2 separate regions of the Homo sapiens genome follow, and region 2 is linked to region 1. A link is a contact called in ENCODE Hi-C or POLR2A ChIA-PET data. All regions are on one chromosome and are shown on one strand. Each heading gives the region's core, a stretch centred on a gene start or an enhancer-like site at or near the end of the contact. The rest is flanking DNA. Distances are from core to core; before and after follow the strand shown. Region 1 has its middle 200 kb from the start of REEP3. Region 2 holds the start of JMJD1C-AS2 (JMJD1C antisense RNA 2).

The links. A loop is a pair of places that touch in the nucleus more often than their neighbours do. ChIA-PET counts read pairs that join two places held with the same protein, here RNA polymerase II (POLR2A). Pooled maps may share reads with other maps.
Region 2: a pooled map shows a loop between it and region 1 (2.6-fold over the local background). The contact joins the promoter of JMJD1C-AS2 here to the enhancer-like site in region 1. A Hi-C loop is called at or near these places in 2 of 168 maps with a recorded cell type or tissue (PC-9 and endothelial cell of umbilical vein) and 7 of 50 pooled maps. POLR2A ChIA-PET finds 5 or more read pairs at or near these places in 4 of 52 experiments (Caco-2, T-cell, activated CD4-positive, alpha-beta T cell and 1 more).

Annotation. Positions count from the first base shown.
Region 1 is chr10:63,719,944-63,724,609 of GRCh38, forward strand. No RefSeq gene overlaps it. Among named protein-coding and RNA genes, the nearest start is that of REEP3, 200 kb to the left of the region's middle. Within about 2 kb of position 2,733, at least 9 of the 41 ENCODE cell types and tissues checked have a DNase peak (open chromatin) inside an H3K27ac peak, as active enhancers do; they include endothelial cell of umbilical vein, where a contact is called at or near this core.
Region 2 is chr10:63,428,133-63,432,798 of GRCh38, forward strand. It overlaps JMJD1C-AS2 (JMJD1C antisense RNA 2), which reads left to right and starts at 2,443. Exons shown (of 2, transcript NR_134312.1): 1 at 2,443-2,491; 2 at 2,641-3,070. The region is part of intron 1 of JMJD1C (jumonji domain containing 1C); the gene reads right to left.

The sequences.
Region 1 (4,666 bases), core at 1,483-3,982:
GAATAATGAATACACTTTAACCCACCTCCTTTCAAAAATGGTTTCAGGTCACAGATCAGTATAAGCAACTCAATTTTAATTCCAGCTTAGAAATAATAATTCAAAAATAGTATTTACTAAGTAATTAAGTAAGGGTTCTTTTAATTTTTTCGCCTTATGCTCATTAAATTATTTTAACCCTGGCCAGACTAATTGAAATTTAACTGCATGATAAAACTTTACCGCCATCTAGTGTCAGTCAGGAGCATTGCAGGAGTGTTGCTTTTTGAATCTGTTTTGGTAGCTACCTGCCGTATCTATGGCAATATTAAGCGGCACTCCCAGGTGGCACTCTTTGACTCCTATACCAGCGACCTTTGATTTTATAGATTATTCCAATAATTTGAGTTCAGAGGAACTAATTTCATGGCATTTCTTATTTCTAAATCCTGGTTTATTTTATGAGTGTGCTCTCAGGGGAATATAAGAATCTTTCATCCAAGTCAGGGATAGTTTCTAAATTCTCTGAATGTCCTCACCCCTAAGAGCTCTTGTTACTTTAGCTTCAAGATGGTAAACGTGGGGGAAAACTTTGTGCTATATATTTAAATTATTATGAGTTTTTTTTGTATATCAAGTATTTATGTGTACACTATAATAGTTATCTACTGCTGTGGGATAAATCGCCTCAAAATGTAGCAGCTTAAACAGCAAAAATTTATCTCACACTATTTCTGAGGGTCAGGAAGCAGAGAGTGGTTTAGCTGGGTGGTTCTGGCTAAGGGTATCTCGCAAGGTAAGTCAAGTGTGAGATGAAGCTGCAGTCATCTCAAAGCTCAACTGGAGCTGGAGAATCTGCTTCCAGACTCACCCGTGTTAGCAGGTTTTGGTTTCTTGCTTGCTGTCGGCTAGAAGCTCAGTTCCTTGACATGTGGGACTCTTCACAGGACGTGCTTCCCCTAGAGCAAGAGGAGAGGGGAAGAGAGTGAGAGACAGAGAGGAAGCCACAGTCTTTTAAAATAATCTAATCTTACTCTCATATGTTATTGATCAACCAAACCAGCCCTGGTCCCCTTGTGTGGCAGAGAATTACAGAAGCTTGTGAATAACAGTAGGTGGGGATCCTTGGGGCCATCTTGAAGGCTGGTGACTACACCCACCATCAAGCTTTATTAAATAGTAATGTTTTGCCTGATTTGGGTAACTGCTTCATAACATGAGTTTAGCCCAAGGCTAAATTCTGAGAGGTACAAATGGGAAACAACTTTTTCTCCCTTGGTTGCTTTCAACCATACTATGCTAAATCTCCCTTCTGTGCTCTGTAACTTCAATCTCTGGTAGATTTCATAGCTTTTGGCTCACATTCAGCTGTAACAAGAGTCCTTGTTTGTTTGTTTCTTATTTTTAATACATGGTTTCTTATTTTTAATACATGGTTTCACTCTGTTGCCTCACTGCAGCCTTAACCTCCTGGGCTCAAGTGATCCTCAATCTCAGTCTCCGGAGCAACTGGGACTACAGGAATATGCACCATACCTGGCTAATTGTGTGTGTGTGTGTGTGTGTGTGTGTGTGTGTGTGTGTGTGTGTGTGTATTTGGTACACATGAGGTCCCACTATGTTGCCCAGGCTGGTCTTGAATTCCTGGGCTCCTGCCTGGGCCTCCCAAAGTGCTGAGATTGCAGGCATGAGCCACTGTGCCTAGCCCCTGTTTTCAGGTATTAAAAATGTTAGTCTGGGCTGGGCATGGTGGGTCACGCCTGTAACTCCACTACTTTGGGAGGCTGAGTGGGAGGATCACTTGAGGCCAGGAGTTTGAGACCAGCCTGAGCAACCTAGCAAGACCCTGTCTGTATTAAAAAAAAAAATTAGCTGGGTGTGATGGTGCATGCCTATAGTCCCAGCTACTTAGGAGGCTGAGGTGGGAGGATCACTTGAGCTCAGGAGATTGAGGTTACAATGAGCTATGAGTGCACCACTGTCCTCCAGCCTGGGTGACAGAGTGAGACCCTGTATTAAAAAAACAAAACAAAACAACGCCCTCCCCAGCCAAAAAAAAACTTAGTCCAATCTCATATATAGCTTGAATCTTCTCTCCTTAACTCTTCTTACTTCTGACTCTGAGGAAGGAGAGCATGACTGTTCTTTCAGTGTTTTTCTGACTATTTCTCATCTCTTTCCTGCTTTCTAATTCCTCTAGTATAGAATCCAGCATGCAGATCAGAGAAAGAGGAGCAAAGTGTCACTGTACTTAGCTGGTATTGTATGTGATTCTCTCATGGATAATACTGGCTGGGACTCATTCCCTCTGTTAATCTGAGAATTCACATAGAGCTTCTCCAGGGCACCCTGTGGGGATGCAGGGGGTTCCTCCTATTCTGGTCATTCTCCAGTTGCTTCTGAAAATCTTCTCTCAGCTTTTGCCCCACATGTTCTGGGCTTCACTCTACACAGCTTCTTCCTGCTGGGGACCCCTGGCTTCAGGCAGTAGTTCTTTTGGTCAGGGTCTGTTCCAGATGATGCATGTCTTGCTACTCTCTTCAGGTTCCCTTGGTCAATGGGAAAACACTGTCCATCCTTTTCCTCCCTAAAGCTTAACCATCTAATCAGCCCTCTCTCCCACCCTGTAATTGCATGCTGCTCCAGCCAGTCTCTTGCCTTCAGCGTTCTTGAGATGGATGGAAACCAGGCAAAGATGCCAGCAAATGCCTGTGGATGCTCTTTGGCTCTCCTAAGAACACTTGTTGTTCTCTATGGTCTGGAAGCAGCACCAGGGCCTGTGATGTCAGGGCTCTGTAAACATCCAGCCAGGAAGTGAGATACAAATCTTTCTCGTAGGCATTTCTGGTCCCTGTGACTGATTTGCTTGGACTCCTTCACTTGGCTTAGCAGTAGGGAGGGAGGGAAAAAGCCAAAGCTTTTCTAGTTCTAAAAATGCCTTTCAAAGCACCTCATAGGCCGGGCAGAGAGACGCACGCCTGGAATCCCAGCACTTTGGGAGGCCAAGGTGGGTGGATCACCGGAGATCAGGAGTTTGAGACCAGCCTGGCCAACATGGTGAAACCCTGTGTCTACTAAAAATAAAAAATTAGCCAGGTGTGGAGGTAGGCACCTGTAATCCCAGCTACTCGGGAGGCTGAGGCAGGAGAATCACTTGAACCCAGGAGGCGGAGGTTGCAGTGAGCCAAGATCGTGCCACTGCACTCTAGCCTGGGCAACAGAGCGAGACTGTGTCTCAAAAACAACAAAAAACAAAAAACAAAGCACCCCATAATGAATGTATAGCCTTCTCTTAAATTGGCTGAAGGTAATTAATGAAGTTTTATTTATTTATTTTTATTTATTTATTATTGCCTGTCTTTTGGCATTTTCTCCACATCCTCACCAACACTTGTTATTTTCTGTGTTTCGTTTTGAAGTTTGGTATTTTAAGGATGAGCTTGGGCATTTTAAAATAAAATTCTGCAGAAATGTACCTAGTGGGTCTCTTTGGCTTCAGGGTCTTAGCTGAATTTCAAAGATAATAAGAGAAGGCCATTCTCTCTGTTCTTAATCATGTTAGGATACAAGAAGATAGCCGTCTGCAAACCAGGATGCAGGCTGTCATCAGACACCAGATCTGCCAGCACCTTAGTTTTAGACTTCTCAGCCTTCAGAATAACTGTCTATAAGGGAACACTTGAATTCATCGGAGAAGAGATGATAAGTGCCAGAAGTAATTGAGGAGAGGGTTCGAGGCAGCTTGCTCAGCTGAGAGCTGACTGAGAGCTGAGAGGTTTCTGGCCTTGGGGAAACAGTGAGAGAGAAATCCCCAGAGCTCCAAAATGGGTTTTTACGATCTTGGCTATGGGAGGAACCCCTGACCCACTGGGGCCTCATGCCTGACATACGGAGCTGCCTAAAGATTGCACAGGAATCTTGCTCCAGAAAGGGAACCCACACAGAATCCCACGGGCATCTGAGCCTGGAGCAGTCTCAGCTGGGAGCCACTTTGAGAGCCCAGATACCAGGGATCTACAGACACAGCTGCAGCTGCTCCAAGGAGGAAGAGGCAAGACTGGGCGCTCCCATGCACCCTCGGGAAGGTGCTTGCCACTCTGCTATAAGCTGCTGTGGAGACTGAGACACGAGTGAACTGCCCTCCCCCATGCTGCCAGCCTGGGCAGGGATTGACAGGGAATCCAGGCCATTCTACGCCTATCTAGGACAATACCCACTGCCCTGTAATGAGCTGCTGTGAGACTGAGACGTGATCACACTGCACTCCCCACAGCTTCTTGCCCATACTGCTTGCCTGGGTGGTGCACGCCCTCTCTGGCTCCTGGTCCAAGGCGACATTTTGAGAGTTTAACATGGGGCTGCACCTCACCCTCGGCCTGAGCTTGGGCAACCATAGCTGCAGCCACTGCCTGCCAAAGAGGCCCCACCCTCTCCTATCACAAGCCCACAGCTAGTACCATTTTGAGAGTTTAGAGACATTGTTTGGCAACCTGGCAGCAGTGGCCACAGCAGGCATCGTAGTCTCAGGTCAGAGATTGGAGCACTTGCTCTGGAATGGGAGATGGGACTCCATAGCCAGCACTGAGCAGCAAGTATCAAGAGTGCCCCAGCAGTAGGTGCTGGAGTTAGGCTCTCTCCTGTCGCAGGACTGCAGTGGGAGGAGAGTTGCTGAAGCCAAGGTTTCTCC
Region 2 (4,666 bases), core at 1,193-3,692, 290 kb before region 1:
ATATGAGAGGAGGGGACTAAAAAAACAAGTCACCTTAAAAACAGGAAAACATTTTTCTTTTCACAGTAAAGAAACTACATCAATCACTTTTTTTAAATAAAATTCTCCTTTGCAAATGTATATACTTAAGTTTGCATACTAAGAATATTCTTTGTAACTGATTTCAATTACACAGTGCCAGTAAAGAACATTTTTCTCTAACTTGCATTAATATTGACAAAAGATCAATTAACGAAATTTTACAAATTATTTCACAAAGATTACAAAAGACTCATTCATTACAAAACATTCACTACTTGAAATGTCAGAACAGTGTTCAACAGGTCAAAGAAATCAACTGAATGTTTCTGTAGTTCTGATCCTTAAAATTCCTTTCTTGATGTAGTAGGAACTAAATTTGCACAGAAGCAGGGCTTTGGAATAGATGAGAAACTTTTCAGTGACTATAAGCAGAAACATATACTGGAACAAAACCATTCTTCAGTTCAAGTTACTATTGATCGTGATTACCTCACCAGTTAGACTATGGAAACAAAACATAAAAGAAAATTAAGAACAATGAAAAAAAGAGAAAAAACAATAAGGGCAAGAAAGTAAAACTCAAAAATGCTAATTGTTCAATACCATGTATCTTAACTTTCCCTTATCCTTGACTTTTATCTAAGTATTTCTGAAATACCCATACTATTATAATAATAATACTCTTATCTAAGTCTCAGAATCTAACAAGAAAAAAATACTCGGTCAAGGTAAGCCAGGTTATGTAGCTACACAAAGAACCATAAAATCTCTGGCTTAAAATAAAATTTACTTCTTCAGGCTGTCCATTCCTTATTGACAGGTCTTTCTTTTGGTGGGGGGGAGGGGCACGGAATTTCACTCTTGTTACCCAGGCTGGAGTGCAATGGCACGATCTCAGCTTACCGTAACCTCTACCTCCCGGGTTCAAGAGAGTCTCCTGCCTCGGCCTCCCGGGTAGCTGGGATTACAAACATGCACAACCACACCTGCCTAATTTTATATTTTTAGTAGAGACAGGGTTTCTTCATGATGGCAGGCTGGTCTCAAACTCCTGACCTCAGGTGATCCACCCACCTCAGCCTCCCAAAGTGCTGGGATTACAGGCATGAGCTACCGAGCCCAGCCTGACAGGTCTTTTTTAACTCAGGGGGAATAGCACCTCAAAATGTTGCCTCAGGATCTGAGAACGGAAGAAGAAAAAAAAAAGACAGCTTTGAAGATCTCATACTGGAACTTAAATACTGCAGCAATATTAGGATGCACAATTTCCTTTCAAACATCTGTTTTTCTCACAACTCATTTATTGGCCAGAATTAGTCACAGCCCCTAACATGAAGGATGAGAACAAAAACTATTTGGCAAACAGCATTAATGACCAACACAGATGCATAAAACGAGTTGCTTTGATACAATGTTACATAGGCTTTGAGATTCAAGGCAAAATTTAAAGTAGCCTGCAGGGAAAATGTTGTGAGCAAAGGTTTTCCTATTCTAAAACATTTGCCAGTTGAGAAAGCAGCACCTTGGCATCTCAAACAAGTATGAATACTCAGCACAATCAAAATAAAAAACCAAAGCAAAAAGAAGAATCATCACTATGCCTCTTATTATAGCACTATATTACTACAAATAAGAAGGTTTATGATTTTAGTATCTCTAACTGAATGCTCCAACAGCATTTAAATTCACCCACTCAATTTCCTCTCAAGACACCATCCATATATATTCAACAAACCTATTCAGAGTTCCTACTGTGAGCTACTTGCTATCCTAGTAATTGTAAACAGGGAAGTAAGCTCTTATCTAAGGACTAAAAACTCTATCCCATTTCTAAATATCCAGATTCAATATTAAGAATAAAAAAATCATGTTTATTTATGCACAACTATTTCTAAAGCCACTTTTTAAAAAAGTTGGTATGGTTCCAAGACAACTCAATGGGGGAAAGAAGAGTCTCTTAAATAGTACTGGGACAACTGGGTTTCCATATACAAAAAATAAAGTTGGGAAATTACTTCACACCATATACAAAACTAACTCAAAACAAATCAGAGACCAATATGTAAGACCCATAACTATCAAACTCTTAGAAGAAAACATATAAGAATATCTTTGTGACATTGAGTTGGGCAATGGTTTCTTAGATGTGACACCAAAAGCACAAGTAACAAAAGAAAACATAAATTGGGCTTCATCAAAATCAAGAGTGAAAAGACAAGCTAAAGAATAGAAGAAAATATTTGCAAATCATTATCTGATAAGGAAGTTGTCTTAACAACATGCTACAACATGAATAAATCTTGAGAGCATTAAGTGAAAGAAAGCTAGATGCAAAAGGGCACAGATTATATGATTTCATTTATATGGAATGTTCACAACAGACATTTCCATAGAGACAAGAGAGTAGATAAGCGGTTGCCAAAGGGCTGGAAGTGGCAGGAAGAGGAACACAAGTGACTGCTAACGGATAGTGAGTTTCTTTTGGGGGTATACTAAAATTAGATAGGGGTCATGGTTGCACAACTCTGTGGTATACTACAAATCAATGAATTTTATAAGGTTTAATTTTATGCTATGTAAATTATATCTCAATAAAACTATCTAATTTATTTATTTTAGAGACAAGAGCTCACTCACTGGAGAGCAGTGGCATGATCACAGGTCACCGCATCCTGGAATTCCTGGGCTCATGAGATCCTCGCACCTCAGCTTCCCGAGTAGCTGGGACTACAAGGTGTTTAACACCATACCGGCTAATTTTTGTTTTGTTTTGTTTCGTTCGATGAAGACGAACTCCTGGGTTCATGCAATCCTCCCACCTCGCTTCCCAAAGTGTTAGGAGTATAGACGTGATCCACTGACTCTGGCAAAACTATTTTTTTAAAAAAGTGACAATGGCTTAACACCTACATTAGATGACAATAAAACCAGTGCAGATGGTCATGAAAAGCAAACAAATTCAGGGATTATAGACTTTATAACCAAGTATATCTACTGGTCTGTGAAAGGAGGAAATGACAGAGTATGAACAATAAAATACTATAACATATATTGACTTACAAACATTAATCACTTCTGCTTTCAAAACATTTGGAGGGCAACCATCTCATTCAAAAAGACCAACTTAATTATTGAGGAAGTTAAGAGAATAAAAGCTAAGGGAAAAAATAAGATTAATGTACAGAAATATGTAAGAATGACATATTGTAGTTTTATGCTTTCAGAAGAGGCACAGTTATGGAAAATGAGGCCAACCTATGGGTATAACAGAAGGCTCCTAAAGTATGGTGGTTTCTGAGGTAGGGACTTCAAGTTGTAAATACAGTATCCATCTACTCCTGCTTTCTTACCAAAAGAACACTGATTTTGCTAGGTGCAATAATGGACTATCCTAAAATTTTTAAGGTTCTGGAAGACAGAGACGATAATATGACGTAATTCTGGTAAATAAGATGTAATATTTGAGATGACTTGGGGTGAGTTTTAGAAAGCTCCTTGACTAGGGGCAAACTAAGGTGATATTGTAACTCAGGGTCCCCAGGTTTTGGGGTATGCACTGTGAAAAAGTACTCACTTGCGGCCGGGCGCAGTGGCGCACGCCTGTAATCCCAGCACTTTGGGAGGCCGAGGCGGGCGGATCACGAGGTCCAGAGATAGAGACCACCCTGGCCAACAAGGTGAAACCCCATCTCTACTAAAAGTACAAAAATTAGCTGGGCATGGTGGTGCATGCCTGTAGTCCCAACTAATCGGGAGGCTGAGGCAGGACAATCGCTTGAACCCAGGGGACAGGGGTTGCGGTGAGCCAAGATGGCGTCACTGCACTCCAGCCTGGCGACAGAGCAAGACTCCGTCTGAAAAGAAAAAGAAAAAGAAAACTCACTTTTGTAACTGTTGCGCCTTGAGTTCTTGTTGTTTCAAGAAGTTCCAGAAAGAAGCTCAGCCCAGTGGTTGGGTCCAGAGATGACTAAACTGGAGATGAACTTCTGGCAAACTCTCCTCACTACCATACTAAAATCCCCACCCAGGAAGTAGTTTATGTGCCATTTTCTATACATCTGATGTATGTAAAAGCATGATAAATGTGCCTGCACTGCCTTTATTCCACCTCTAATACAATGACTCAGCTAACTAGCCCGGGTGTTCACCTTTGTTTGGGGAGGCACTGCCTTTGGGACTATCCCTAGTGTCCTCCTTACTTGGTGCAAGTAATAAAATCCCCCTGTGAAATCATACTTGGTTGTGGTCACTGGACTTGTCATCCACCAAGCAAATGAACCCACCCATTGTGTGTGTGTGACACTATGAGCCTTCTTGCCCTTTTCTGCTTCCTCCTCCTTCCTGCCTGGAGCTGAACTAAGGAAGACAACAACAGTATCAGCTATATTGTAACTGACCATGAGGAAAAGACCAAGAGAACAACAGCCCAGTCTTCAACAGCCCTGGCATCCTTAAATGATCACATCAACTCTGGAATGTCTACTTCTGGACTTAGAAGGAAAACCTTATCTATTTTGTTTAACCACTGTTAATTGGCATTGAGGAAAAAATACCATGAGACAAAAACTTGAAAAGATCAGATACAAGTTCATAATAAAAACACAGAGACCTAGAACAGCCATAAGAAGCATACAACATTGTTGAT